2 separate regions of the Homo sapiens genome follow, and region 2 is linked to region 1. A link is a loop called in an ENCODE intact Hi-C map of the cell type or tissue named here. Cell type or tissue: natural killer cell. All regions are shown on one strand. Each heading gives the region's core, and the rest is flanking DNA. Links, peaks and the distances in the headings are about the cores only.

Region 1 (15,927 bases), core at 3,757-11,756:
TATTAAGAGACAAAGGGACAGCCTAATGTCCACACAGGAAGGTCAAAGCCAATACCCTTGAAAGATGAAATCCTCAGTGGGTAAATTAAAAAAAAAAAAAATCTTCCCAGAAATAGAAGACAGAATAAGTCTTGGTGATGGGAGAGGAGAAAAAAGAAGAAAATTTCCTCAAAAAATACAAAGCCCAGGCTGGGTGCAGTGGCTCACGCCTGTAATCCCAGCACTTTGGGAGGCCGAGACAGGAGGATCACTTGAGGTCAGAAGTTTGAGACCAGCCTGGCCAACATGATGAAACCCCGTCTCTACTAAAAATACAAAAAAATTAGCCAGGTGTGGTAGTGTGCACCCGTAGTCTCAGCTAGTTGGGAGGCCAAGCTAGGAGAATCGCTTGAACCCAGGAGGTGGAGGTTGCAGCGAGCTGAAATCTCACCACTGCACTCCAGCCTGGGTGACAAAGTGAGACTCTTGTCTCAAGAAGAAAAAAAAAAACAAAACCCCACAAAAAAACAAAAACAAAGCCCAGAAATTACATATCCATGTGCCCTTTCCAAATCCAAATAGGGTAAAAAGTCCTGAGTTGGAAATGACTACAAACACATAGCAGAAGCAAATACAAAGCCTCTCTAGAATAATGAATATTAAATCTAAGTTTCAAGAGATTTTCATAAGAATTCCAAGTAATTAAGTTCACAATCAAAAATCACAAAACAAAGAATCAAGCTGTCATGAACATGAATGAGAAAAAACAAAACTGCAGAATGAAATCATCAAAGGCTTTAGCTATTGAATGTATTGAACACAGATATAAAATAGATGTGTTTAACATTTTTAAAAAAGTAAACAGGATCTTAAAATATGAACAAGGAAGATTTCAAAAATGACTAGGCAGATTTAAGAAACAGCCAAAAATAACTTCTAGAAATGAAAATATAATAATTATATTTAGAGACTCACATGAGTAAGTCCAATACCAAAATAGATGCAGCTGAAGTAGGAATGAGTGATTTGGTAAACAGATATAAAGAAATTGTACATAAACTTATACAAAAATGAAAAATATAATCTTACGTTTAAGAAATTATATGGCCGGGCACAGTGGCTCACGCCTGTAATTCCAGCACTTTGGGAGGCCAAGGCAGGTGGATCACGAGGTCAGTAGTTCGAGACCAGCCTGACCAAAATGGGCAAACCCCACCTCTACTAAAAATACAAAAATTAGCTGGGCGTGGTGGCATGCGCCTGTAATCCCAGCTACTCGGAAGGCTGGGGCAGGAGAATTGCTTGAACCTGGGAAGCAAAGGTTGCAGTGAGCCGAGATCATGCCATTGCACTACAGCCCGGGTGACAGAGCAAGACTCCATCTCAAAAAAAAAAAAAAAAAAGACATTATACATAACATACAGAAGGAAAATATAAAAGAAATATTTAGAGATGTAAAGGGCAGAATGTGAAGGAAAAAACAGACAATGTGGGAAAGGCAGCATTCAAAATAATTTTTTTTTCTGAGATTTTTCAGAACTAGTAATCATCAAATTCAGAAAGCCAAATGCATCCCAAGGATGTTAAATAAAAGAAATGCCCACCCAGACAAAGCCTGGTAAAACTGTAGAAGACCATCATAAAAAAAGCTCTGGGGGAAATCTGGGGAAAATGTCTTTAAAACACTGAAAGAAAATAATACTGAATATGTAAGTGTATACCTAGCAAAACTACCTTTCATAAATAAAGCATGAATAGAAGGTATTTTCAATCAAACAAAAAATAAGAAAGTTTACTTCCAAAAACATTCATTAAAGGTACTTCTAAAGGACATGCTTCAGAAAACAGCGATGATCTGAGAAGAAGAAATGGTGAGAAAAGAAAATAGTAAATACATGACTATGTTTAAATAGAGTATAAAAAACAGCTGCTACTGTATACAAATTGTAATAATGTGTAATATAAAAAATAATATAAAACTATAAACCAAATAACCATGGCATGTTAGGCTGAAAAAGAATGATCCAAATTAAAGAACTCTAAGGTTACTGAACTGTTTGAGAAAAGAATGAATACTGTTTAGTGTAACACTTTATTAAGTTACATAGGATGCCAACATCTCTAGGGTAAGCGTGGAAAAAAGAGAATGGTGTGTACAACTGTTAAATTAGTAGAAGAAAAACCATGGAACTATATTTAAAAAAAAAAACAAAAGCAAAATCCAAATGAAGGCAATAAAGAAAAAATAAGGCTCAGGAAAAGCAGGACAAATAGCAAAAAATAATATGGTCAAAATGAATATAAATGCATTAGTGCAATCAATAATTAGTGTAATCTGCTAAACAACATACATCAACTGAATATTTTACTTAAAAGACAATGACTGATTGAATTAAAAAATAGACAACATATGTCCACACAGACTTGCATGTGAATGTTCATAGCAACTTTATCCACAATAGTTGAAAAAACTGGAAATGACCCAAATATCCATCAACTTGTGAATAGCTAAAAAACAAACAAACGAAAAACCTGTGGTATATCCATACAGTGAAATTATACTGAAAAAATATAAAGGAATGAAACTCTGATATGTGTAACAGCATAAATGAATCTCAAAGGCATTATACTAAGTGAAAGAAGCCAAACACAAAAGTCTACTTACTGTATGATTTCATTTGTATGACTTTCTGGAAAAGACAAAATAACATAGTGATAAAAAATAGATCAGTAGTTTCCTAATGCCAGACGTGAGGGAAGGAAACTGATAGCAAAAAAGCATGAGGAACTTTCTGGTGTGACGGAAATATCTATAGCTTTATTGTGGTAGTGGTTACATGACTATACACACCTGCCAAAATTCATCAAACTGTACACTTAAAATATGTGAGTTTGATCATATGAAAATTATACCTTAATAAAGCTAGTAAAAAGACAAATTCCAATTATGTGATTTACAAAGCACAAATCTAAAGCCTTTTGTGTCTTTGAATAAAGGAGGCTGGGGGAAGAACTGCGTAGGCAAATAATAACCCAGAAATCTGGTGTAGCTAAATTAAACCCATACACAGTTAATTTTAGGCAAAGAGATAAAAAGGGCCATCACATATTAATAGAAATATTTAATTCCCTGGGAAGATATAATATGTTCCTAATAATGTATCTTCAAAAATATATAAACCCAAAAATAAAAGAACCTCAAGGAGAAACTAACCATAAGACAGTCTCATTTATGAACATAAATGCAAAAATCCTGAACAAAATATTAGTAATTCAAATCTAATAATTTCCAAAGAAAAATAATGTGTCTAAATTTGGGTTATTCCATAATTCAAGGTTGCTTCAATATCAATCAGTGTTATTCACTAGATGAAAGAAGAAAATATATGATTATCTCAAAGAATATAGAAAAAGCATTCAATAAAATACAACATTCATCATTCATGATTAAAACAAAGAATAGAAAGAAACTTCCTGAACTGGATAAAGGATATCACAAAGCAACCCTATAACAAATACCATACTTTATAATATAAATGAAAAGTTAAAGTTTTATCTATCACTATTTTAATTTAACATTGGAGATTCTTGCCAGTTCAGTAAGACAAGAAAAAAGAATTAACATTTTATGGGTTGGAAAGGGAAAAAAAACTATCATTACTTGTAAATGATATAAAGAATCTACAAATTACTTTTATTAATAAGGAAGCCAATAAGGTTTCCATATACATGATAAAATGTAGGACCCTTTGACAGTGGCATGGCTAAATAAACTACAGTAAAATAAACACAATAAAATATTCTATAGCAATGAAAATGAATGAACTAAAGTTACACAGGTCAACCTGGATAAAACTCAGAACATTGTGTTTTGTGGGGAGCAAGTCACAAAATAATCAGTATGATTCTATTACATAAAAGCTAAAATGAGATAGTATATTGCTTTGGGATATATATATGGTAAAATTATATGTGGTACATATGTAGTAAAACTAAAAAAAAAAAAGCAAACAAACAAGACAGTAAGTAACTCAAAATCCAGGAAAGTAGTTGGGGAGAGGAGAAAACAATAGGAGAGAGGTACATAAGGGTTTCAGTAGCAATGATAATGTTCTTCAGATGAGTAGCAGAAATGTGGATGTTTTCTTTATTTAATCCTTTAAAGTGTATCTACATGTTATATATTCCCTTCCACATGTATGATATACTTCATAATCTAAAGAAGTAAATGAACCTGAGTGAACTTTGTTAGAAATGCATTTTAAAGTCAATGTTACTTCAAGTTGGAAAACACAGGCATTTAGGAAGTTCTTTTTCTATATCTAAGTTTTGAAATTAATATTTATTATTTTTTCTTATTCCTTATTCTAGGAAAGTTGAGAGTTCTCATTTATACAATGGTTTTCCTATTACACTGAAATCATAAGAAACTCTCTTGGTAGGTTTTAAAGGTAAATTATACAACCATTTTGTTTTCACAACTGCCTGTATAAGACAGAAGAAAAACAACAAATGAACAATTAACTGGTAAGGAAAGAATATTAACTAATAAGAAATGTCAAAAAGGCTTGACTTCTCATATTAAAAACAACTTTTTGGTGGAAAAAACCTAATCCCTTCTTTTGAAAGAGAATTTTTCAAAATTCTCAGTGTTGGGGCGGTGGGGGGTGAGTGGCTGGGGGTTGGGAAATCAGATCTCAGATCAATAAACAGGCAAACAGGTTGACTAAGAATAGAAGGTATCATTATGTATTTTACATATTTTGTATTTTCTGCATATTAGATGTTTTGACATCTTAAAACTACCTTTCTGGCTAGAGAGAGACTGTCTCTTTCAAGGCTAGCCGATTCTCAGAGATAACAAAGAGCCCGGCTGGTAGCATGCCTTTGACAAGAAAATTCACCAATCTAGAGACACCCCTCCTCTATCTGGCCCTCAGAGGCAATATTTCTCTGCCTTTACTATACCACAGCCAGGTACCAAGCAAGCAGGGACCACCCAGAAAGCTTGGAGCCTAACCAAACTACTTCAACTAGCAATTCTAAACTGTTAACCCTGCCCTGCCTTGCCTTTCCCTTGGAAACTCCAATAAAGGCTGTGGCTGGCCCAAGCTCTCCCCTGGCTCCTGCCTTCTGCCTCCTGACTAACACGGGTGTTTTCCCTTGTGGCCCTGCGTAGCATGTGGTGACACGCCTCTATGGGACCTGTGAATGTAACAAATTTCTTCCTTCCAAGCCCTGTTCTCATTTCCCCTTCAGTGGCTGTACTGATTTTATCACATATCCAACATGTACATTCTTAAAACACATAGCAAAGCAGGAGTTTCAGATGTTAACCAAGGTCTCCAGGAATGACAATTCTGGAGCTCAGGGCGAGCAGAGATTAGTGAAGGAGGGAGCAAATTTACAGGAAACAAGAATATGCAAATACTGAGAGTTTGAGAGTTCAGTGGTCGAAAAACAGGAGATAGCTGTGGAAAGTGCACACTGGGAAGGGGCAGCTCTGAGGCACCTCACGGCACCTGGACAACCTCAACCAGCTTAAGGTGCCTAACAGAGGAATTTATAAGCTTCTTGCTGGTATGGGAACAAATCCCCAAGTGAGGTGCCTGCTAGATAGATCTGCAGGTTGAAGTAGATCAGGGAAACGACACACCGGAGGAGAGGGATGTAGGGGCAGAAAAGAGGGGCCCATCCAAAAAATGTGTGTGTATCCCCACCTACCCTTACCTCCTTCCACTTTTTCTACAAGCGTCAGAACTGCTCAACATCATCACTTCCAAATCAGTTTTGGTGACAGAGTCCAATTGCCCAAACCAGATGCAATGCCCTCATTATGTCTTACCAGCCCTCCTGCTCCTGCCTCCTCCAGTTCATGCTTCACGTAGCCACAGAGTAATCTTTATAGAACACAAATATCACCATATTACTTCCCAGCTTAAAAACCTTTCAGGATTGACCCATATCCACCCAGAGTAGCCTCCAAGCCACTTAGATTGTCCTCCTTTCTGCCGTCCTTCTGGCTTCTCTGGCTGGAGACTTTAGACCACAGCACTGTAAACTGATTCCAACTCCATGTTAATATGTTAATTTAATATGTTAATATTAAAATATTATTTCATGGGTCCAGGTATTAGCACATTATGTACTCTTTTCTCCTTCTGAAAGGAAGAATCTTTGCCTGCCTTAACACTATTATTCATCTTCAAAAATCTGTGCAACACTTCATTCTGAAGCCTCCTCAAACAACTGCAGTCTGCTCGCTTTATGGACCACCTTGCTGCTCTCATTACATTCAATGCACACTATTTTATTCACATGTATGTCTGTCTTCCCAACTACACTGCAGACTACTTGAGGGCAGGGATGGTATCTTATTTTTTCTTTGTATTTCCAGTGGGTAGCACAGCACCTGACCCATAAAAAAACTATCATCTATTGAGCACCTACCGTACAGCAGATCCCATACTAAGCTTTTCAAATGTTATGACGTGAGTTCCCACAACAACTCAATGAACTATTTATAATTACCTCTTTTACAAACGAGGAAACTGAGATTTAGGAGGTTAACATCCCCAGGACCTTCCAGTTAGTAAGTGGTAGAATTCTGATTAGGACTTGGGTCTCTGACACCATTGCCTACGTTAGCTCCTTGGGCCTCTGGTGAAACGTAATGCACGAAATGTGGATCGGATCGTATGAAATCTCCCCCAACTTACACCCTGGGTTGAAGGCTGTGAAGCTTATGCAGAATGCTAGAGGAGGCATTAGGACATGGGGTTTCTGGTTCTGCCACTGATTAACCTCAACTCTGGGCTGTCGCAGGCTTTCTCTGGGCTTCACTTTCCTCATGGGGGAAATGCCATCCTTAACAGATCCCATGTCATATCCTCACTCTTAAGGACCTCTAAAGCTGATAAGAAGGTACTGTGAATCATAAACCTAGGTACTCTTTCTAGATATTGGCCTTGAAACATCTCTTCCTTCACTGAAAAACTGCTTCTGAAAAAGGATGCCAGAAGCCACTTTTGGTCAAGAAAATGTCCACTTTTGTTCTCAGCACAGAGCAGGTACCCGGACTTTCCCTGTTCCCAAGTGCTGTAGACCAAAATAGCAGGGAACCAGGATGAAGTCAGCCAGAAACACGCTTTCTATAACTGCTCTTCACAGAAGAGAAAATCAACAAGCTAGTGTTTAAATAATGTGCAGGGTGTGATACCAACCGAACCTCCGCCCTCCTTCCTGGGGAAATGCAAAGTTTGCTGTGGCCTTTTCACAAACCTCGGAGAGAATGAAATGTCAGCTCTAACACTGAATTTCCCAGCTTCATTCCACTTCCCTCACCACCTCACTATTACCTAAGATGACATTCTGTATATTAGTATACTACATCTTAAACATCATCCCTCACTCAGACATCAGATTACAAACAAACAGCTGAATCCTACAGCTGTTCCCACTAGAAACAAAAAGATTCTTAACATATTTGAAGGGAAAAAATCTGTTTGTTCCCAGATGTCTCCTGAGCCCATTTCTGGGGCGTGTCTACTAGTAATAGTGCGTAAACGCTAACTGTACTCCTCGCTCCTATTTACACACACTATTAGTTTTCAGTAACCACTCCTTCCCAACTCCCAAAAAAGACAGCTAAGAAAACAATGTTCACTTGGAGGAAGAGAAACTAAATTTCTTTTTGCTGTTCCTCTCAATCAAACCCTTGCAGGAACCAAAGTATTCACTGTGGTTTAAACACTTGTCACTCAAAAAAAAAGTACCCAGAAATGCCATGAGACTTCCTATAATTTCACTTTTATTTAAGGAGCTGTGCTGCATCAATACTTGCTTTGGGCACAAAATGCAGAGGAGCTTGATGGCATTTTGAGAATGGCACAGATGCAAAGTATTTAAAAAATACATACCACCCAGTGTGTTCCTGGGAGACATGGCTGGACTCAACATGTTACTATCAGCAGTGTTAGCCTGGTTCCGCAGGGGACCACATATGCACATGTAGGTACTGAGCCTGTGCTCTGGGATACATGCTGTGCTAAATGGTTTACATTTTTTATGACTCGTTAAAATATACTTAGGAGGAAGGTATGTTCTCCCCTTTTTACAGATGAGGAAACTGAGCACTACATGAACTGCCCCGAATCACATTGCCAGTAAGTTTGCAAAAGTGGCATTTGAACAGTCAGTCAGACTCCGAATATGTGAAGGAGTTCTTTAAGGGAACCAAGGAAACAATGTGCATTACAACCCTTGGGAGACACTCTAGTGTGTATTTCTATAAATTAAAAAAAAAATGGGAAGAAATTGATCACTAATGAAATGTATCCATCTGTCATAATGAAGATTTTAATGACGAAACAAGTAACCTAAAACTAAAATTAAGACATTACAAATATCAAAGAAACAAAGATACAACCCCTAAAAGGGGCTGGGGTGCTAATATTTAGAAAAATAAATGTGTTTCAACTACTGCCCCCTCCTGGTGGCATAACCAAAGGTACCTTTCTTTTTCTTAACTTGATGGATTTGGAAGGTTTTCTTCTAACTGATCTACCAAAACAAAAAATGTAGGTAAAGAAAGACTGTATGGAGCTTATTGAGGATAAGGCTTAGTTCTGGACTGGAGTGAAGGTCTTTCTAACTGAGTAACTATAAGAAACTATGAAGCATCTTGTGCCTCCATCTTCTCATCAGAAAAATGGGAATAATATCCACTCTATCTACCTCAAAGGTTATTGTGGGCATCAAAGAAATAATGCATGTGAATGTTATTTTCAATGAATCTAAAATCTAAGGTATTATGATTAATTAAAGCCATTTATAGTATCATCTATTAAATTTAAAATTACATTTACTCTTTAATCCTGCAATCCCACTCCTGGGAACCAATGCCATAGAACTAATAGCACTGTATCTAAGAACAAATACAAAGATGTTTATGATTTCAGTGTGGACAATGGCCAAAAAAACTGAGACCAAAGTAAATATCCATGAGTAGGGCAATTGTAGAATAAAAAATTCTAATAGTTACCCCACTGGAATATTATGCACCCATTAAAAAGAATGTTCTAGAGCTTTATCAATTGAATGAAGAGATTTCAACACAGTTTTCTGAGAAGAGCAAAACATAAAAAAAGAATGTTTAACAGGGAATTCTAAAAGTCTTAGTGCATTTTAAACTTTAATAATTTCAGAAGTATAAATGCTATACACTTTCAAGAAACAATATATGAAAAATAAAAATTTAACTTTTTAAAATATTGATGTTACTTATTAAAATCAATATAAAAACTATTATGCACAAAAAAACTAAGAGTAAAATTTATTATTCAAAATTCCAAAGTTAAATAAGTATAAAAGAAATATAAATAGCTAAATGTTTAAATGTTTCTAAGTTTATAGCAATTATACCTCTAAAATTATGAACTTAAAATTGCACTAATACTTAAAAATGTTATTTCAATAGCTTTAGGCATACTAGTGTTTTTGGTTACATGAATAAACTGTATAGTGGTAAATCCTGGGATTTTAGTGTACCTGTCACCCAAGTAGTGTACACTGTACCCAACAGGTAGCTTTTCATGCCTCAACCACCTCTCAACCTCCTCCTCTTGAGTCTCCAATGTCCATTACACCACTCTGTATGCCTTTGTGTACCCATAGCTTAGCACCTGCTTATAAGTGAGAACATGGTATTTAGCTTTCAATTCCTGAATTACTGCACTTAGAATAATGGCCTCCAGTTCCATCCAAGTTGCTGCAAAGACATTATTTCATTCTTTTTCATGGCTGAGTAGTATTCCATACTGTGTGAATGGAATGTGTGGTGTGGAATACACACCAGTCCAATGGAATGGAATGCATTCTATTTACACACCATGGAATACTACTCAGCCATAAAACAGAATGAAATGGAATTATGTGTATTACACACACACACACACACACACACACACACATTCCTCACATGTTTTATCCACTCATCATCTGATGGGCACTTAGGTTGAACCCGTATCTTTGCAATTGTGAATTGTGCTGCAATAAACATACACCTGCAGGTGTCCTTTTTATATAGTGACTTCTTCTTTGGGTAGATACCCAGTAGTGGGATTGCTGGGTTGAATAGTAGATCTACTTTTAGTTCTTTGAGAAATCTCCATATTGTTTTCCACAGAGGGTGTACCAATTTACATTCCCACCAGTAGTGTGTAAGTGTTCCCTTTTCACTATATGTACATCAATATCTATTGTTTTTTTACTTTTTCATTATAGCCATTCTGGCTGGGGTAAGGTGGTATGTTGTTGTGGTTTTAATGCATTAACACTTTGAGAACACTCTATAACATGTTTTTGTTTTTTAAAAACAAAATAACAGTCCCCTCACTCCCACTGTGTGGTGTGTGTGTGTGTGTGTGTGTGTAATTGTACATTTACATAAACAGGGGAAAAATGGAAGGCTATATGTGCAGTTAAAATGGGAGAAGGGAAAAGAGGAGGAGAGTGATCCAGACAAAAGAGGAAAAGTTGTTGTTTTTTTTTTAAAAATGGGGAACCAAAAAGTGTATATGCTATTATCACATTTATGTACCTATATAAAATCATTTGTATTGTACAGCTATATAATATTACATGTTTAAATTTTATTATTTTAGAGACAGAGTTTTACTCTGTTACCTGAACTACAGTGCAGTGAACTACAATTGCACTGGCACAATCACAGCTCACTGCAGCCTCGATCACCTGGGCTCAAGCAATCCTCTAACCTCAGCCTCTTGAGTAGCTGGGACCAGCTACGGCACCACCATGCCTGGCTACTGATTGATGGATTCATTGATTGTAGACACAGTCTCACTTTGTTGCTCAGGCTTATTATTATTATTTTGTTTTTTAAGAAAGGAAAGAAACTTGCCCCAAGTCCCATACTAAGCTAATGGCAGAAGAACCAGAACTTGTACCTAGGTCTCTCTGACTCTGCAGTCTGAGCCCTGAAGGATTACACTGTGATTTAGGATGGTTATGGATTCACAGGCAGGACTCACTAGCCCTGCAATTGGCCTCTCCAGCATGGAGTTCCTGACCATTATTCGTCAATCTCAGGAGCTGCTTTCAAAACAACCAATCGTCCTTTGAACCTCTCACTTCTGGGGTGGAGCATGATAGCATGGTAGATGCTGCAGACATGAGGCTTTTGGTTGATGCTGATAGCAACCCTCTGTTGCACAGATACATAATTTTAATCACCACTGCTAAGTAACTCTTATTGATTTGTTCTTCTCAGAATCAAAGACACTTTTCTCTCTCTCTCTCTCAAGTAAATTAAAAATGGAAACATATTGTCAATCCCTGAACACGTGGTGTGCTTTTTTCCTTCAGGCCCATCACATACTGTTCCTTCTATCTGGAATGTCCTTCATCTTTTTCCTCTGCTGGGAAAACCCTTCCATATTCTTGAAGTTGCAGCTCAAATATCACGTTCTCCGTCAAGGATTTCCTACCTCATCCAGGCAGAACTGCTTCACCCTTTGCATGCCCTCAAGAATCAGGACAGGCTTCTCTTAGCAGTGCTCACTGAGGCTTTGATTATGGGCTTAGGGACTGATCTTCCACTGGAGACCTCATGAGTATGGTCTCACTCTCACCTTGTTCCAGTGGCCAGCATGGTGCTTGGCACATTATAGCCTTCAATTAAATATTGGTTCCATGAAACTGTGAGATTGAGAACGTATTAATTCACAAGGTAAATAAGTCATAGGTCCAATACTGAGGCAAATGAACATGCAATCTTCCATGCACAAGGCCAAGAATCCCTTGCTTTTAAATAATATGAACCAAATCACTACCAGGAAAGAGGCTACACCTCACACAGCGGATCTTCACTCTCGCCTTTCCCCAACTCAGCAACAGCAGGACAAGCTATGAAAAGTTCTTTTGTAAGTTTATGGGAATAATAATTCTTTTAATAATTTCAATTTTTATTTTAGATTCAGGGGGCGCATGTGCAGGTTTGTTACCTGGGTATAGCAATTATACCTTTGATATTTTGAACTTAAAACTGCACTAATATTTTGAGAACACACCACATAATGTTTTCATTTTTATAAAACAAAGGGAAAATCCTCTCACTCCCTCTCAAATGCTGGCATTCAGTGTGAAATCATAGCTGGAATGTGACAGATGTGTATTGTGTGTGTGCACGGAAGGCCTCTTTACTAATTCAGACCAACCTTTACCTCCTCAGTGTGAGATTATCTACTGAAATAATAATGACTGATATTTATATACAACTTAGAATGTATTTGCTTTCAGAGACATTACCTGGTTTGTTGTATGAAGCAGAAAGCAAATCAATCAACCAGATTTATCATTATGTTTACACTGATTTTGCAGTAGATAGTAACCGAGTTTATGCCTTGACCAAATGTCCATATATAACATACAGTCAGTAAAACTGTTGACTGGCTGTAGGTTCCTGCTGTGAGAAGTGTGATCTGTGAAATTCTAACATGCCTAATAACATTTATTCCCTTATGATCTAGCATAGATTTAAGCCAGGCAAAAAGTTTTAACAAAAACTGATTATGCTTGTCAATAACCGTGAATAGTATCCCAATTAAGACAATGGTCATTTATTTGTTCCTACTGCCACCAGTGAAAGCAGGAAAAGCATTTGGCAAATCTATTTCTGTCACCCTCAGATTTCAGGAAGAGAAGTTCAAACAGATGAAGCTGATGTTACTGGAATAACTCATTCTACTCTACCATTCTTCCTGATCTACTCCCCAGGCTCTGTGAGCTGCTGGTAATCAAGGATGTTTGACTGGGTTCTGTTAGCTGTCAAGGTTTACTAAGCTGAGTTAGTTAATGAGTGATGGCTGGATTTCATTCCAGGACTTCATATCAGCCATGAAGCAATTAGGCATGTACTTCATGATCTCCCACTGGAATTTCAAAGGTGCCTTAGTCTACCAAGGAACTAAATTCAGTGTGGTCTGAAAGGAAACAATAAACAACATTTAACCATGAGAGGTAGCAAAGGACGTCTTTTCTCAGTGTCTATGTTAGACAGGTGAGGAATGTTGCCAATTTATTTTTTGTCCATATAACCTCTATAGCTATTTCTTCTCTTGTCTGTCGTTCTGAAATTATAAAGGGTTCTTATGAGTTGTTTATGTGAAACCAAGTACCCTGACCCACAGGCAAGGTATTCCTGGAACTGCTGAAATAGCAAGCCAGATAATGATATCATTTAAAAAAGTGCCAGGCAAGAAAGCTCTGATTAACTACTGAAACATGCTCAGTGGAGATATTTGTAGCTAGAATAAACGCCATTTTAACATCTCCTCTTTATCTAGGGTCCTCCTTCCTCATGCTATTATTGTGAATATTTCCTCTTCAGATTCCTGCATACAAGGAAGACTGATGAAAGAGAGTAAAAATCACTTTTGGAGAAAAAAAGGTAAGAGCTGGCAGAGGTAAAAGAAAGATTCTGAACCTCATCAACAGTTGTTGCAATCTCACTCACCTCTCTGGCTAACCTTCCTCCCTCCACCCCTTCACTGCTGCTTTCCTGCCACTCACCCAGACTGGACTTTCTACTCTGATGCTCCACAAGAAACAGAAGTGGTAAGAAGACAAGCAGGCTCCCGGGGGAAGTGGAGGACCATATGAAGTTTCATGAAAGAAATGGCTTCAGGGATGATGAGGCAACTCTTCCTAATACAAGGGGTAAGCCCTAGCCCAGGGGCACACCCATCCTCTAGGAGGCCAGGGATGGTCTCTGTCACTCCTGGGAAGTCCCTGCAGACTCTACCTGCTTTCCAAGTGCTTCAGGAAACATCACCTTAAGGTTGAAGGAGGACAAACTCAAGCAGTTGCCTATGGTATGGCTAAGGGGGTGGCAAACAGAGGGCTGGTGATTTTTACAAGTAACCTCTCACAATACTTGCGCCATTACTTCTCTTTTCATTTGTGTCCATGAATAGAAACTCTCAGAGGATAGTATGTTAGCTCCATGGCCTGTGGCACTGTAGAGTGAGTTCTTTAGAGACTGAAGGAGTTAAGAGTACCTGTTTAGCTACCAGAAGCTGAATGTCAGCCGGTATGAATGGTATGTAGCTGGGCAATTTTCCAAAACCCATGCGTGGCTGCGTATCAGGAAGACTGCTATAAACAAATGTGCATGTATGCATAGAGCCTGATAAGTCAATGGGGGGAGACAGACACGGAACAGCCAACCAGCCTGAGGAAATATGCAGAGCCGGGTGAGCTTCCACTTTAGGTGAACAATAGCTCTGTCTCGGAAACAGGTCTGGATGGGCTGGTGAACAGTTGGAATGATCCTTTGACTTTTTACACATTAAATGTCTGTTTCAGGGGACCGAAAGCTGGATTCTCAATTTTCCAATTATCCTAATATTATAAAATCACTAAAATGGTGTTTTAAAAAAATTCTTAATATGTAAAACATGCAAAGATACATTAGGTGAAAAAAGCACAGGGCAAAACTGCATTTATAGAACCCAATTATGTAAAATATATAGATACATTTAAGATGATACATTAAAAATGTCACTAAAATATAACACGATCTTTTTGTGGTTGTGGGATTATACATGATTTTTGTTTTTTCTTTCTACTTTACTTTCCAATTTTTCTAAAATTAACATATATTATTTTCATAGTTAAGAAATAAGGTTACTTAAATTAAGAAGAAAATTACCTGTGGATGAAACGACATCTGATGATGGGTTATGAGGGTTGGGGAAGGCCAGAAAGGCATAAAATAGAACCAACCACGTTTATAAAATGTTAAATTCAACTGGTCTTCACGTCTACACACATTAGTATCTTCTGTCTTACACTGTAAACTCCCAGAGAGCAAAGGCTGTGTCTAATTCTGTGCAATGTCTGGCTCAATTAAAAATGTAGACAGAATATAATTTTTATGATGATTACGCAAATGTAGTTGGTTCTTTTTCACTCTGGCAGCCAGTTTAGTGTTACTGATGCTTGGACAGTGACACAGAATAAGAACATACATTGTTTTCCCCCTTTAAAATCATAGTGTATTAATAGGCTACTTTTAAAAAATTTTTTTGCAGCATATACACTCATAGAAGAGACCGATCCTCTACCATATTTAAAGTAGAAAGTAAAACAGTACTGTAATTTTCTCTGTTTTAGCCCATTTCCATGTTATATAATGAATGTAATTCCAAGGATGAGCTTACAGTTTGATTTCCATATTAATTCAATTACTGGACTCGCCACTGACTCAGACCTGGAATTAATATAAAATACAGGGAGACACACACAAAAAATGTTCCACTTAAGAAACCAAAACAGCCCTAAGTCAAACCACTCTTACAACACTAGAGTAATATCCAATGAAGCGGCTTCCATTTACAGTGTTTTCCAGACCCCACAAAGTTCTTTTCAGAGTTCTTATATTCCCTAAAATATAACCAAGGTTACTGTAACTTTTGAAGTCACTCTCAAGATGTACCTATCAATAAACAGTAGCTTTTTGTTTTTTTAGTACGGTGGCTGTAAGAAGTTACAAATGACTGTCAGTGTGGTTTCAGGTGGTATTCTTATTAGAAATTTAAAACACGGTGTTATCAAATTTGGCCTAAGTCTGTTCCTTTCAAGGTTATCGTAAAATATGCAGGAAATGTGAAATCCCAAGTGCTTATTAAATTAAACTGGAGAAGTCACTTTTTGAGAGCTCGGTCCTCATGCCCCTCCCCTGCCCCCGTGACAATGGTAGCATTTACCAAGTGCTCTCAGCAGGTGCTGAGTGTTAAGTGCTTCACTTGCATGATGTAACATAATACTCAAAAGAGCTCTGGAAGGTAAGCATTTCTATCAGTATTTTACAGATGATAGGTTTAGGAAAAGGTTAGGGACCTTGACCAAGGTCTCACAACGCCTCTG
Region 2 (15,927 bases), core at 2,835-10,834, 67 kb before region 1:
TCCCACCCAAATGGTTCCAAGTGAGCTCCCAGGGTCAGTGTATGCCCTTTCCCTCGGTCCTTCCTCCCTTTGGTGGGCTACACCACCTGAAGGGTGAGAGAATGGCCAAGGGCAGCTATTTACAGAGATATGCATGTATCTTGGACATGTGGGCTGGGGTGTCCATGTGCATGTTTCAAGACCCCTGTAGGATGGGGGACTGGGGGAGTGGGAGGAGAAGGAGCAGGAAAGAAGGAAGCAGGTAGGTGTATGCTGGTTTCCCCCATACTACCATGTTCCCATTTGGAACTCTAAGGAGACCGATAATTCTAAATTTAAATCTGGCCTTCCGAAAGGTCATTACATCAAGGCAGAAGGACAGAATGTATTTTATACAACCAGTTTGTTAGCCTGATTCATAAATTTTAATATTTAAGCATACAGCATATGAGCTTCAATTGTGCCTTTGTCTGGAGCCCTACAAATATTACAGCCAGACCTGTCCAGAGCCATGTGGATCAGGGCTGGGAAGGCTTCAGATTGCAGATGTGCAGTTATGCATTACACAAGCCCCATGTTGCATTCACTGACCCTCTGGATGATAAAGTGGAGGTGGCTGCAAGGCATTTCCAGAATATCAAGGTGCTCACACAACAAAGGTTTCCTTCACTTGTTTTGGGAACACTGTGCTGAAGACAGCTTAGCCAAATATTTCTCTGTTTGGCTGCAGCCAAATACATCAGGGTCTTGCTACAGGCCAACTAAGCAAACCATAATTTTTACAAAAAATAATTACCTAACACTTTCATCTCTTGTGGTTTCTTTATTCCATACATACTTTGTAATGTGTTTATCAGCAGCTAGTTGAACAACTTGGTGTACCAGTGGGAGACAAACCAGCAGTAGTTATACACGGCAAGTAAGGACCAAAACATAGGCAGGAAAATAAAAATACCAATGAACATTAGGCTGAACTGTAAGACATAATTAAGTAGCTGTATATCAAATGCATAAATATGATTCTTTTTTAAAGGCCCACACATATTACACCCACTTTCAGGAGTTTCCCAAAGTAATTTAAAACTATTTGATGTTGCTTCCTGTTTTTCAGTACTTTTATCTGTTTATGGGGGTGGCAATTCTACTGCTAACCAAATGAACAAGAAGAAAAGTGAAGGATGGGGCCATTTTCCTGGTTTTAGTCACCAAAATCTGCTTTAAAAGACTGAATTTTTAGACCTTAAATTTTAAAATTTGGGGTTCTAAGCTTCAAAGTAATTATTTAAGACTTATCCCACATTACAACTACAGATTGCACCAACAGTTTTCTTAGAGTTAGTGAGCCTCTTGCATCAACTTTGTTTCCTGTTCTCTCCAAAGCTCCTTTCTAAAGCAACTGAGCTTCAGAAGAGGGAAGAAGGAAACAGGGCAGAGGGGTTTGCTGACCTCAGTCTGCATTCAATACATTTTTCTTTTTCTCTTTGAGACAAGGACTGCTAAGAAAGGGCCTTTTCATATTTTAAAGCTGAAGTTTCAAAAAAGCTAGAACAATTCAAAGATATTTATTCCATAAAATTATCCTCAGGTACCAAAAGTAGCTCTGGAAAAGTGGCCACCTCTTTTTATTTGGCCTTCATAGCTCATTATTTTAATCAAGTAGATGGTTAATGAAAAGCAAACTTACACTTTCCATGAAGTAAATAAAGTAATGTGCTGAATAATGACATTTCAGTTGATAATAGACTGCATATATAATGGTGGTCCCATAGATTCTAACATCATATTTTTACTGTACCTTTTCTATGTTTAGATACACAAATACCTCCCACTGTATTACAACTGCTTATAGTATTTTGTAGAGTAATATGCTGTACAGGTTTGTGGCCTAGGAGCAGTAGACTATACCATACAGCCTAGCTGTGCAGTAGGCTATACCATCTAGGTTTGCATTAGGTACACTCTATGATGTTTGCACAATGATGAGACTGCCTAATGACGTACTTCTCAGAATGCATCCTATCGTTAAGCAATGAATGACTGTGCTATTATGAGGTGACAGGCATTTTGGGGATCAGCTAGTTCAATGTGTCATCAAAGTCTTGACCACCAAGTGGGTGGCGCTGATTAAATACCTCTAATGAGAAGAAAGGTACTGCCAAGTCAATTTTGGAAAATTATTATGTACCACATCACTGCATACATCATTACACAGTTCTCTCTCAGGCCAATCTGCCTCCTTGTAGCCTAAAAACACTGGTTTGCCCTACAGGGCAACCAGAGGAAGGATAACACCTACATACATGGTAGGGAGTAAGTGGTGGCTCCGCCTCCTCTCTTTCCTCAAGTCTTCTCGCTGGATAGTTGTTTCTAGTTCCTTCAAATGTTATTTGACATGGTTTCAGGTTCTCTATCACTGTCTTGGGCCACTGTCCTTTAAAAATATTTAAGTTCTAAATTTAAAAATCATCATTTCAATTTAAAATCACATTATAGGCCGGGTGTGGTGGCTCACTCCCATAATCCCAGCACTTTGGGAGGCCGAGGCGGGTGGATCACGAGGTCAAGAGATCAAGACCATCCTGGCCAACATCATGAAACCCCGTCTCTACTAAAAATACAAAAATTAGCTGGGTGTGGTGGCGTGCGCCTGTAGTCCCAGCTACTTGGGGGACTGAGGCAGGAGAATTGCTTGAATCCAGGAAGCGGAGGTTGCAGTGAGCTGAGATCGTGCCACTACATTCCAGCCTGGAGACAGAGCAAGACTCTGTCTCAAAAAAAAACAAAAAAACAAAACAAAACAAAAAAAACACCCCATGTTATAGCCAACAATACATTTGCCAATATATCTATCAAATGTGATCTCAAATAAAGCACAATTTTATTACTGAAGAGTACATAGAACTATCTTTCACCTTCTTAGTCCTACAATGCAGACCATGATTTCATTAATGCTTTGGGCAGCTACATCACATCTCTGGCTAGGATTGAGCTTACAGAAATGAAACCCCCAAGGAGTCTTCACATATTGCTATTGTGTTTTATTTCCCACATTCTCTATTTGTGATTTTTTTTTTTTTTTTTTTAGTGGGGGTGTGGGATACAACTGCAGGTCTTGGCACTTATTCCTATTACTAAATGTCAACTCACTTGGGTCTCGTCCCTTGTTTTCTTCTTCTTTCTTCTGTCTATTCACTCGGTGGCAAAGGAGCACATGAAAGAGAACTGTGCTCAAGGGAATTTCTTTTTATCATGGAACTGTACAAGGCTTACAAAGCAGTGGGCAGTCAGGGTGAAAACTAACTCAGTAAACAATACCCTTTAGGAATTGGCTCAGTGTGTATGCTGTGTCAAATCCTGCTTGGTAAATTCCAAGAGGAAACTCTGAATAAATATTTACCATATCTATTTATTTCTCCTACTGAGAACTATATAAGACAAGAGGATGTTAAATGATGAAACAGATTTCAGGATTTTTGCTCTCCGCTGAGTCTTGCCCATGGGGCGTGAGGACTGATACAAGTCCCAGTCTCATAATGAAACCAGACACAGTTCACTTCCTTTTGTTTCTTAAACCACCCCCTCACCTGGGAGATGTCTTGAAATGACACAGACTTAGTTATGTATCACTAACCTGAGATCTCAAGGGAATGATTGGTATTAATTATCATTAGTAATAATAATATTTAATATACCCTCCTGGGAAGGTGGACAGCATGTGCTTGGGATGGAATACAGCCCTGACTAAGCTTACCTGCTCAAGCTGTCAATCCCTATTGTCTCAAAAGGCGAAAAGAGACATTTTAACTCCAGAGCCATCTCCTCTTCCAATTGACATAATAAGGAGAGGTCAAGAAGAATCTAGTTAGAGATTAGTGGACGCTGCATTACACTTCCATGGCTTCCTACTGAAAGTGAACTACCAAAGAAATCACAAAGCACTTTCTGTCTAATTCTTCCCTTCTTCCTTCCCAGCTTGGGAAACAGCCTGAGATCAGCCTGAGATCAGACAGAGGATGCTACCTCACAAGCTGGTTATCAGGTGGGCTCTTTGCTTACTGCAGCCCAGAGGAAGAGAACCAAATGGTTGGGGCAGTGGAGAATGTCTATCATTGCTCTAGACTTAAGATAGTGAAAACCAACCAACAACCCAAATACAGAATCTACGCCCTTCTTGTCTTACATCCTCTGGAACTTTCTTCAATTTTAGCTATTCCCCAGTTAACCTTTTTATTGAGGACAGAGGGATGACCTGCCCCATTCTTGGGCTTTCTGTTTGCTCTTTCCCCTCCTCAGGAATCAATCACTATTCTTGAGCTCTGGATCCCATCCCCTCTCTCTCACTTAGAGAATCTGTTTCTGAATTTACCTTCACTGTCCCTGGGACATCAATTTCTCTCTCCTGGACCATTTCCACTGGCATATCTTAAATCCCTTCTTGATGCCATCGCTTCCTCCAGAACCAATCCCTTTCTCTGCCCCTGTTCTGAAGGAAGACCCTCAAAATAGTTGTCTTTACTTGCTGCCATTATTTCCTCATTTCTCTTTCTTTCCTTAACCTGTTGTAGATTTTTTTTTGTCACTCCAGAGAAACTGCTTTTATGAAGGTTAGTGATGATCTCCGTCTTGCCAAGTCCATGCTCAACTCTCTATTCTCATCTTACAAGACTTCTCACCATCACTTGACTCAGTCGTCAACTTCCTCCATGAAACCACTTCTTCTTGTGGCTTCAGGGGCACCACACTGTCCTGGCTTCTCATCAGCTTCACCTGTGGCTCCCTCCTCTGCAGAGTCCTCCTCTGCTCCTCCTCCTCTGCTCCCCATCTAAATGCTGGCGTTATCTTGGAGCTCCATCCACGGACTTTCTCTTTCCTCTAACTATACTCACTCCCAGGCCTGTGGTTTTTGTCACCTATATGCTGAAGTCTCTCAAATTTATTATATGTTGCCCCTGACCTCTTCCTGAATTTCCATATCCAATTTCCTACTCAGCACCTGAACTTGTATATTCAACATGCATCTCAAGTATAACATGGCCAAAAAAACAATTATTGTTTCCATCCTCCCTCCAAACCTGCTTCTTTCCAGTCTTTTTCATCACAGCTGCTTGGGACAAATATCTGAAGATGAATCAAAGAGAATATATAGACTTCCATCTGCCCTGCCTCCATAATACATCTTGAAATGAACCACTTTCATTAGCTCAGTGTTTAGACATGTTGGTCTGAGGACTCCTTTACAACCTTAAAAATTAATAAAATCTCCAAAGAGTTCTTGATTATGTGGGTTATAGCTATTGATATGTGCCATATTAGAAATTAAAACAAAACTTTAAAAAAATAGAATTCATTGTATTTGAAATACAATAAAACATTGTATATTAACACAAATCACATATTTTATGAAAATTAATACATTTTACAAAACATAAGTGAGAGAATTAACACTTTTACATTTTTGCAAATCTCTCTAGTATCTGGCTTAACAGAGGACTGCTGGATTCTCATATCTGGTACTACCTTCAATATGTTGCTCTATGGTGTTTTGATGGAAGGACATGAAGAAAATCTAGCTCACACAGATACATAGTTGGAAATGGGTGAAGTATTTTCATCATCTTTTGATAACTGTGGATATTCTCTGATTCTACACCAGAAATCAACAAGTGGTAGCTTTTAAATGTGGAGTCTGAAATGTGGTACCTGAAAATCTGTCAATAAACTTTTTTTACTTTGTTAATATTAAAATCTATTGGTCTATCTTGCGCTTTGAATGGATTTTTCACCTGTGCATAATTTTATAACATTACCCATTTGGTCATTTGGAAATACTTGTTCACTAAGTTCGGAGATCTTTGAGATCTTTTGAATGTTTCACATTTCATGATCCAATACCAAATTCTCCACATTCATTAATATCACCATCAATCTCGTCAGAAAAAGTCCTTAATGTATTGGGAAGTTATCAAGCTCTACAGTAGCAGCTATGTGTTTTCCAAAATCCTAATTTTTGTCTCAAGCTCAAATTTTGTCATTGGCAACAAATACTGTCAGTTGTTTTTCTTGAAGTATCAGGGCACTTCATTCATTTTTGATAAAAGATCTGTCAAACAAATACCCAAATTGGAGTAACTAGAGTTTGTCTGTTAGTTGTTCTTTTAAGTCATATTGGCATTCCATGAAAAAAGCAGCCAGTTCAGCTTGCGACTCAAACAACTGCACACGGGTTTTTCCTGGAGATAACCAGTACACTCTGGTATACGGTAGAAGGGCTTATGTGTCCTTCCCATTTTGTCACACAGAATATTAAAAAGACATCACTCAAGAGTTGAGATTTAATAAAAACAGTAATTGTTACTGCTTCATACAGGATATTCTGAAGTGAAATTGGCATTCTGTTCTATTGTAAGCATGTGCTGGTGAAGAACTAGCAGTTTGGTACCACTATCTTGTTTCGTGCTGAGGTGCCAGCAGTTTTCCCCACCATTACATTTCACTAGCAGTGCACGTCAATACTGCGAAAAAGACAGACAGCATCTTGGTATTACTGTGAAAATAGTTTTAACCTTGCATTCCCTGATAAGATCTTGCGGGCCCCCAGGAACCCACAGACCACACTTTGAGAACTGTGGCACTAGCTTGCCATCTTCTGTCCAGGCCACCACCATCTCTCTCCCGGGCTTGCAAAAAAGCCTCCTTGATGGTCTCTATGCTTTTACTTTTGCCTCTGTAGAAGCCCTTCTCCACAGAGCAGCCAGATAATCTTTTAAAAATGTATGTCAGATCACATCGCTCTCCTGCTTAAAACTCCCACTTCAGATGTCCCATTGCTCATAGAATAGCATCTGAGGTGCAGGCCCAAGCCTGCAAGGCCCTGGCTGCCCCTATTTTCTCATTCATGCCTGTACTCCTTTTCTTTCCCCTTCTCCAGTCACTTGACCTGTGGATCTCTTTAAACCTATCCTGTGTGCTCCAGCCTGGAAGGCTCCTCCCCCAGGTTTTAGCAGGTAGGGTTCTCCTCATTTAGGTCTCATCTCCTGTGTTAGGCATTACTCAACCTGCCCATACACATCTTCCTATACACTGCCCTCCTCTGGATTACATAGCTCCATTTATTACCCTGATTGCTCTCATCGTTCTCTGAAATGATATTGTTCACTAATTTGACAGCTGGTTTGTTGTCTGTATTTCTAAAACAGAAAGTGAGTTTCCACAAGGGTAGGAATCTTGAATCTTGTGCTATGCCATATCCTTACCATCTAAGACAATACTTGGAACACATCAGGTGATTAATTAGTATTTGCTGAATGGATGCTTCTGTGAGTGACAATGGGTGGTAGGATACCATGCAGGAAAGCTCTCTGCATACTGCAAAATATACACATGTAAGGTAAGGGAAATGATGTGTTACAACTTGTAATTCTCCGTCACTAGTACATACTTTGCCATGTCAAATTTAAGTCATAGATAACATTATCAGGCTATTAGTGTTACCTTCTTGACTATTTTTCTGCAGATCAAACAAGATAAGAGTCCAAGATCTCTTTGTCTCTCCCCAAACTGGTCTCCCTGTTGTTAATCCTTTTCTTCTCCAGGCCATCTTCTGCAATGTATGTCATTTATTTATTTATTTTTTTGAGAGAATCATATAGTGGCTCCTGCAAGATTGTACACAAAAAGATCATCCCCAAGACACATAATTGTCAGATTTTCCAAGGTTGAAATGAAAGAAAGAATGTTAAAGGCAACTAGAGAGAAAGGGCAGGTCAACTACAAAGGGATCCCCATCAGGCTAACAGTGAACCTCTAAGGCTGAAACCCTATAAGCCAGAAGAGATTCACGGCCTATATTCAACATTCTTACAGAAAAAAGTCTTCAACCAAGAATTTCATAACTAGCCAAACTAAGCTTCCTAAGTGAAGGAGAAATTAGATCCTTTTCAGATAAACAAAGGTTGAGGAACTTCATTATCACCAGACCTGCCTTACAAGAGATCTTGAAAGGTGCACAAAATATAGAAAGGAAAGACTGCTATCAGCTAATACAAAAACACACTTAAACACACAGACCAGTGTTACTTGCAAAGCAACCACACAAACAAGACAACAAAATAATCAGCTAACAGCACAATGACATAACCAAATTCATACATACAATACTAACCTTGAATGTAAACGAGCTAAATGCCCCACTTAAAAGGCACAGAGTGGCAAGCTGGATAGAAAAGCAAGACCCAATGGTATGTGGTCTTCAAGAGACCCATCTCACACTTAATGACACTCATAGGCTCAAAATAAAAGGATGGAGAAAAATCTACCAAGCAAATGGAAAACAGAAAAAAAGCAGGGGTTACAATCCTAATTTCAGACAAAGCTGATTTCAAACCAACAAAGATCAAAAAAGACAAGGAAGGGCATTACATAATGGTAAAATGTTCAATTCAACAAGAACATCCTAATATCCTAAATATAAATGCACTCAACACAGGAGCACTCAGATTTATAAAGCAAGTTCTTAGAGACCTACAAAGAGATACAGATTCCCACACAATAGTTGTGGGAGACTTCAACACTCCACTGACAGTATTAGACAGATCATTGAGGTGAAAAATTAACAAAGATATTCAGGACCTAAACTTAGCACTGGACCAAACAGATCTGATAAACCTTTACAAACATCTCCACCCCGAAACAACAGAATATACATTCTTCTCATCTCCACAAGGCACATACTCTAAAATAGACCACATAATTGGACATAAAACAATCCTCAACAAATGTTAAATAACCACATACTCTCAGACCACAGCACAATAAAAATAGAAGTCAACACAATGAAAACTGCTCAAAACCATACAATCACATGGAAATGAAACAACATGTTCCTGAATGACTTTTGGGTAAATAATGAAATGAAGGCAGAAATCAAGAAGTTTATTGAAAATAATGAGAACAAAGATATACCAGAATCTCTGGGACACAGCTAAGGCAGTGTTAAGAGGGAAATTCATAGCACTAAATGTTCACATCAAAAAGTTAGAAAGAACAACCCCAAAGCTAGCAGGAGATGAGAAATAACAAAAATCAGAGCTGAACTGAAGAATATTGAGACATGAAAATTCAAAATATCAATGAATCCAGGATTTTTTTTTTAAATTAATCAAATGGATAGGCCATCAGCTAGACTAAGAATAAAAGAAAGAAGATCCAAATAAACGCAATTAGAAATGATGAAGAGAATGTTACTACTGACCACACAGAAATAAAACAACCATCAGAAACGATTACAAACACGTCTACACACACAAACTAGAAAACCTAGACAAGATGGATAAATTCCTGGACACATACACCCTCCTAAGACTGAGTCAGGAAGAAATTGATTCCCTGAACAGACCAACAGTGAGCTCTGAAATTGAATCAGCAATAAATAGCTTAGCAACCGAAAAAGCGCAAGACCTGATGGATTCACAGCTGAATCCCACCAGATGTACAAAGTAGAGCTGGTACCATTCCTACAGAAATTATTCCAAAAAATTAGGAGAGGAAATGTCTCCCCAACTCACTCTATGAGTCCAGCATCATCTTGATACCAAAACCTGGCAGAGATACACTAAAAAAGAAAACGTCAGGCCAATATCCTTGATGAATATCCATGCAAAAATCCTCAACAAAATACTTGCAAACCAAATCCAGCAGCACATCAAAAAATGAATCCACCATAACCAAGTAGGCTTCATCCCTCGGATGCAGGGTTGGTTCAACATACAAAAATCAATACATGTGATTCATCCCATAAACAAAACTAAAGACAAAAACCACATGATTATCTCAGTAGATGCAGAACAGGCTTTTGATAAAATTCAACATCTCTTCATGTTAAAAACTCTGAATAAACTAGGTAGTGAAGGAACATACCTCAAAAGAATAAGAGCCATCTATGATAAACCCACAGCCAACATATTACTGAATGGGCAAATGCTGGAAGCATTTCCCTTGAAAACTGGCACAAGACAAGGGTGCCCTCTCTCACCACTTTATTCAACATAGCACTGGAATTCCTAGCCAGCTCAATCAGGCAAGAGAAAGAAATAAAGCGTATCCAAATAGGAAGAGAGGAAGTCAAACGATCTCTGTTTGCAAACAACATGATTCTACACCTAGAAAACCCTATAGTCTCGGCCCAAAAGCTCCTTCAGCTCATAAACAACTTCAACGAAGTTGCAGGATACAAAATCAAGGTACAAAAATCACTAGCATTCCTATACACCAACAATAACCAAACTGAGGGCCAAATCAGAAAGGCAATCCCATTCATAATTGCTACACACACACACACCAAAAATACCCAGGAATACAGCTAATCAGTGAGGTGAAAGATCTCTACAATAAGAATTACAAAACACTACTCAAAGAAATTAGAGAAGACACAAACAAATGGAAAAACATCCCATGCGCGTGGATAGGAATAATCAATATCATTAAAATGGCTATACTGCCCGAAGCAATTTACAGATTCAGTGCTATTCCTATCAAGCTACCAATGATATTCTTCACAGAACTAGAAAAAATTATTTTAAAATTTATGTGGAACGAAAAAAGAGCCCAAATAGCCAATGCAATCCTAAACAAAAAGAACAAAGCCTGAGGAATCACGTTACCTGACTTCAAACTACAATATAAGGCTATAGTGACCAAAACAGCATGGTACTGGTACAAAAACAAACACATAAACCAATGGAACAGAATAGAGAGCTCAGAAATAAGGCCACACATCTATGACCATCTGATCTTTGACAAAGCTGACAAAAACAAGCAACGGGAAAAAGACTCTATTCAATAAATGGTGCTGGGATAACTGGCTAGCTATATGCAGAAGATTGAAGCTGGACCCCTTTTTTACACCACGTACAAAAATCAATTCAAGATGGATTAAACACTTAAATGTAAAACTCCAAACTATAAAAACCCTGGAAGACAACCTGGGCAATACCATCCTGGACATAGGAACGGGCAAAGATTTCATGAAAAAGACACCAAGAGCAATTGCAACAAAAGCAAATATTGACAAATTGGATCTAATTAAACTTAAGAGCTTCTGCACAGCAAAATAAATTATCAATAGAGTAAACAGATAACTTACAGAATGGAAGACAATATTTGCAAACTACCCATCCAACCAAGGTCTAATATCCAGTATCTGTAAGGAACTTAAACAAATTTACAAGAGAAAAATAAACAACCCTGTTCAAAAGGGGGCAAAGGACACGAACAAACACTTCTCAAAAGACATACATGCAGTCAACAAGCATGTGAAAAAAAGGTCAATATCACTGATTATAGAAATGCAAATCAAAACCACAAGAGACCATCTCACACCAGTCAGAATGGTTGTTATTAAAAAGTCAATAACATTCTGGCAAAGTTGCAGAGAAAAGGGAACCCTTACACACTGTTGGTGGTATTGTAAATGAGTTCAACCATTGTGGAAAGCTGTATGGCAATTCCTCAAAGAGCAAAAAGCAGAATTACCATTTGATCCAGCAATCCCATTAATAGGATTATAGAGCATTCTCCCATAAAGACACACGCATGCAAATGTTCACTGCAGCACTGTTCACAATAGCAAAGACATGGAATCAACCTAAATGCCCGTCAATGACAGACTGGATAAAGAAAATGTGGTACATATACATCATGGAATATTATGCAGCCATAAAAAAGAACAAGATCATGTCTTTGGCAGGAACATGGATGGAGCTGGAGGCTATCACCCTTAGCAAACTTATGCAGGAACAGAAAACCAAATATGGCATGTTCTCACTTATAAGTGGGAGCTACGTGATAAGAACTTATGAACACAAAGAAGGAAACAATGAACACTGGGGTCTACTTGAGGAAGGAGGGTGGGAGAGAAAGTAGCATAACTGGGTGATGCAATAATATGTACAACAAATCCCTGTGACACATGTTTATCTATATAACAAACCTTCACATTTACCCCCAAACCTAAAATAAAAATTAAAAAAAGAGAATCATACAGTGGTGTTATTCTTGCTACTTAAAAAAAGGTGATGTGATGGCAGTGATGGTCAATACCATATGGGGAAGACCAGGTCCACACTTTGTCTACAATCAACTGCTACCACATAAGTCTTCTTGGTTAAGTAATTTGCGCCTACAGTGACAGAATAGGTCCCTGGATACACTTCTATGTAGAGGTGTTCTCACTAGGCTGGGATGCCTCTGGAGCACGCTTTGATATTTGATAGATGCCTCCAGGACCAAGGGATGTCTTTTTTCTGTCTTTTCTCTGACCATTCCCTATGTCCAAGTACATGTGCAGCTTCAACTTCCCTCTGTGAAAATGATAGACATGGGTTGCTCCTTCTTTCTCTGGCACAGATGAATAATATTTCCCACACTAACTTGAAGTACTGTCTATGAATTCAGCCATTGTTCAGAAGAAAGCACTAAGGGTTGGGTGTTTCTCGTCTCTCTGGCCAACTTCTCAAGGTGCATGCGCCCAGCACTCTCAATAATCTTTCAACATGGAAATCTGATCATGTCACTTCCCTTCATCCCACTGATCTTGGGATGAAGCTCAAATATGGCTTCCAAGGCTGTTTATGAGTAGGACGCTGCTCCCTCTACAGCTTCATCTTTCACCACTCCTCCTACCCTGCTCTCTGCTCCAGCCATCTTGAATTTCAATTCTTTTCTCATCTGGGATTGACAGGCTCATTCCTTCTTCCCTCTTCCCTCTCTCTGGCTAACGCAACCTTTAGGTGTAAGATTAGAGAGCACTTCTCCTCAGAACCTTTCTGACTCTTCCTGTCTCATTTACTTCTTTACTGTTAGCTTGACTTTTTTTTTTTTTTGTAATTCTATAGCATCCTATACTTCTGCAATCACAGCATTTGTCATTCCTATGATGAATGCTCATTTATAGCCTCCTCCACTCAACTGTAAGCTCCTTAAGGGCAAGAACTCTGCTCCCCTGTGCATCACTGAGCCCTAGCACCTAGACTGCTACCTAAGACACAACAGGTGCTCAAAAATAATTATGGAATTATGAACAAAGGAACTAATCCATGAATCCCATCAAAGACAAAACAGGTAATTCTAGAGAGTGTATATGTGGTTAGCTTTTCCTTTTTCTTTAATGTCTTTGCTTCTTCCTAGTTCCTGTGCTTGATTTTCAGCATTCTTGTTTAGCTTTTACTTATGTTTTGGATCAATATACATTTCTCCATTATTTTGTGTTTTTCGTACCAAGCGAGAATAAACTTTACCTTACCTAAGTTTAGGCCCTTTTCCTCTAAAGTCTTTTTCACCTTCTCTGCTTTCACTATTTTCTACTTCATCCCATATTAACAAGCATCTAACTTATAAAGTATTCTGCAGTGTTTATTGACTATAATATTTTTCATTTATGACTCATTATAGTTTCATTTATGTGGCTATGTTAAAGACACTTAAGTCTAATAGAGAATGTAAGGGTCCTTAAAGTTGAAGTTCCAAAAGCAATTAAAATTTAAGATAATAAGCTTTAAAGCAAAGCCGTCTCCTATGGACATCCTTCAGGAATGTCATACTAACCAAGAAATCTGAAGGGGAACCATCTATTATTCATACTAAGGGAACAGGGACAATGGCTTCACACAGCTGACTTCTCTTTGCTACTGACTAGCTTTTTCTGCTCTGTGGATAATACAAACAGGATGAAAGGATCTTGATACTCCACAAGTAAATATCCTTTTTAAGCAGATGGCTTGCAAGTTAGGAAAAAAAGTTGCTCTCCAGTGATTAAAACAGCTCTCTGGAAGCCCACTTTATTGCATCTAAGTACATTGCTAGTCTCACTGGGAGAGTTTATTCCTTTCAAAGATCCAGCCTCTCAGCTGGTAAGAGTTTTGATAAATAATTTTGTTCTATCTATATGTACCTCTTGTTAATACAGGCATATCAATGATCAGTACTCATGAGCTAGAATTGACTTGTTCATGTTCATATTGTCTCAGTAATTCAAGAGACATGCATTTGATGAATGAAAATGCCTTAGTCATGGAAAGACCAAGATGCGCTCTTAAGAAAAGTTGACCATATTAAGCCAACAGGGTCATTGTAAGTATCTGATGTCAAAGTGGAATAAACAAAGGAACATCTGTTATTTGCAGTTATCCAAGAAGGTGGCAGCACAGTACAGTACAGTACAGTCATTAAGGCGTGGGAGCTGGGGTCTAACCAGACCTGGGTTTGGTTCTAAGCTCTGCCATTCACTACCTATATCTAGAAAATGTTCCTGACCTCCTTTAAACCCAATACCATAAAATGGAGATAATAGTACTTACCAAGTAAGATTTTTATGATGATTAAAGGAGACAATACATATAAAGTAAAATTTGAGCCCAGTCTCAACTATCTATCAAATGTTCAGAATATTTTACCTAAATTAAATATATGTTATCATCCACCTTCCTTTGCACAAACATGTGACATGATATCATATAAAATGAAGACTTTATTTATATGCAAGTCTTTAGGTGGCACTTGCAAGCTTCCATGTGCCTATGACATTTGGGAACTTCTATCTGCATGTTGTAGGAACTGTTCATATTTATACCTCTCATGCCCATGTGGCTACATTTTAAAATGATTCAGTCATGATTCTTCCAGGGTCTCCTGTGGGCCCAGCTCTGTCTTTACCTAATTATGTTAGTTTCAATCGACAACTATAATACGAAGACTTAATGAGGAACACAAATGAGAGTAATTCACATATACCAAAAATCAACTTAAACACACACTAATATAATGTTGAGAAATGCATTATTTAAAATACCCTGTACATTATAGAGAAATGCTTATCTTCAATCTTCCACTTGCTTTGTGGTGTCAGTTTACTGAGCTATTAATTTAAACTTAAAAGCCTGAAATTTGAATATACAGAATAGCTGAACAGCTGCAGAAACAAACTTATAAAAATATATACTGTTACCCAGCACATAAAAAAGCAATTATTTATTGAAAAAAATCAGAATTTAATATTACCCAGTAACTGCAAAAGTTGTTGAAAGGATATAATTAACATTTACTGAAGATTCTTAGGGGGTAAAAATATTTTAAATAAAACAAATATTTAGAAGTTCTTAGTTACTAGTAAAAACAATCTCTTTAAACATAACGTTCATCCACCTTGAAAAAAAATCTGCTGACTGGGACATTTCTAGATAATTTTGAAGCTCAAAAACGCCAAATCTATCAAAATCAGAGAGTTGCTCTTGGTTTGTGTTGTCACAATCTGTGACGAGACAATGGGTCTTGCTCAGGTCAGGGGACCATTAAGGACCCAGGAAAGCCAGCAAAGGACTAGGAGATTTTGATGTACTAGAAAGACACAGGATCAAGAGTCAGAAGACCTGGCTCTCACCCCAACTTTAGCTCTTGCTAGCAGTGTGACTGGTCTCATTCATTCATTCATCTATTCATGCCAGCTGCTGGGGACATCAATGAACAAGACAGACATATCACATATCACATATCACAAAGCTTATTCATTAAGGCCTCACCAGCACCCTAAAAATGGGGAGAGGACCGTAGAGTTGAGAAGAAGTTTAAATCAAACATCATAGGAAGAGGTCCATGATGGTCACCACTCTCATGGGATGAAATGTCTTTGGCTTCGTTTCTTTATTCATAGAACATGAGTACAACACCTGCTTTCTCTATTTCAGCAGGTACCAAACTCTGTGGGCATTTAACAATGTGTTAAACAAATTTGAAATAAAAAACCCTACTTTATTAAAATAAACCATTAGGAAAATCAAATAAGTACAAGGTTATCAGAGCAAAGCTTGCCTAGTTCACAAACATCTTCATGGATATGTTTAATGGCCCTTCAGAGGAAGCCAAATATTTGCATAACCATAAGCCTCCTTCAAATATCTT

The links. Hi-C counts contacts between places; a loop is a spot of excess contacts. Peaks named below come from ENCODE experiments on the same cell type or tissue, not always from the same donor. Only the 100,000 strongest peaks of a DNase experiment are listed, where the experiment ranks them.
Region 2: a loop joins it to region 1, with 2.3 times the contacts of the local background. A loop is called at or near these places in 7 of 110 quality-filtered maps.

Annotation. Positions count from the first base shown.
Region 1 is chr6:90,170,942-90,186,868 of GRCh38, forward strand. The region is part of intron 4 of BACH2 (BACH transcriptional regulator 2); the gene reads right to left. It overlaps LOC105377890 (a long non-coding RNA gene), which reads left to right and starts at 13,321. Exons shown (of 2, transcript XR_001744258.2): 1 at 13,321-13,447; 2 at 13,574-14,572. RefSeq lists enhancers at 2,793-2,937, 13,340-14,539 and a cis regulatory region at 2,865. In natural killer cell, for the core only: CTCF peaks have their summits at 8,470 (motif pointing left) and 8,672; DNase peaks (open chromatin) are centred at 5,150 and 8,470; H3K27ac peaks cover 2,748 bases.
Region 2 is chr6:90,104,621-90,120,547 of GRCh38, forward strand. The region is part of intron 4 of BACH2 (BACH transcriptional regulator 2); the gene reads right to left. Among named protein-coding and RNA genes, the nearest start is that of BACH2, 180 kb to the right of the region's middle. In natural killer cell, for the core only: no CTCF peak of the experiment used is centred there; DNase peaks (open chromatin) are centred at 3,531, 4,691 and 6,571.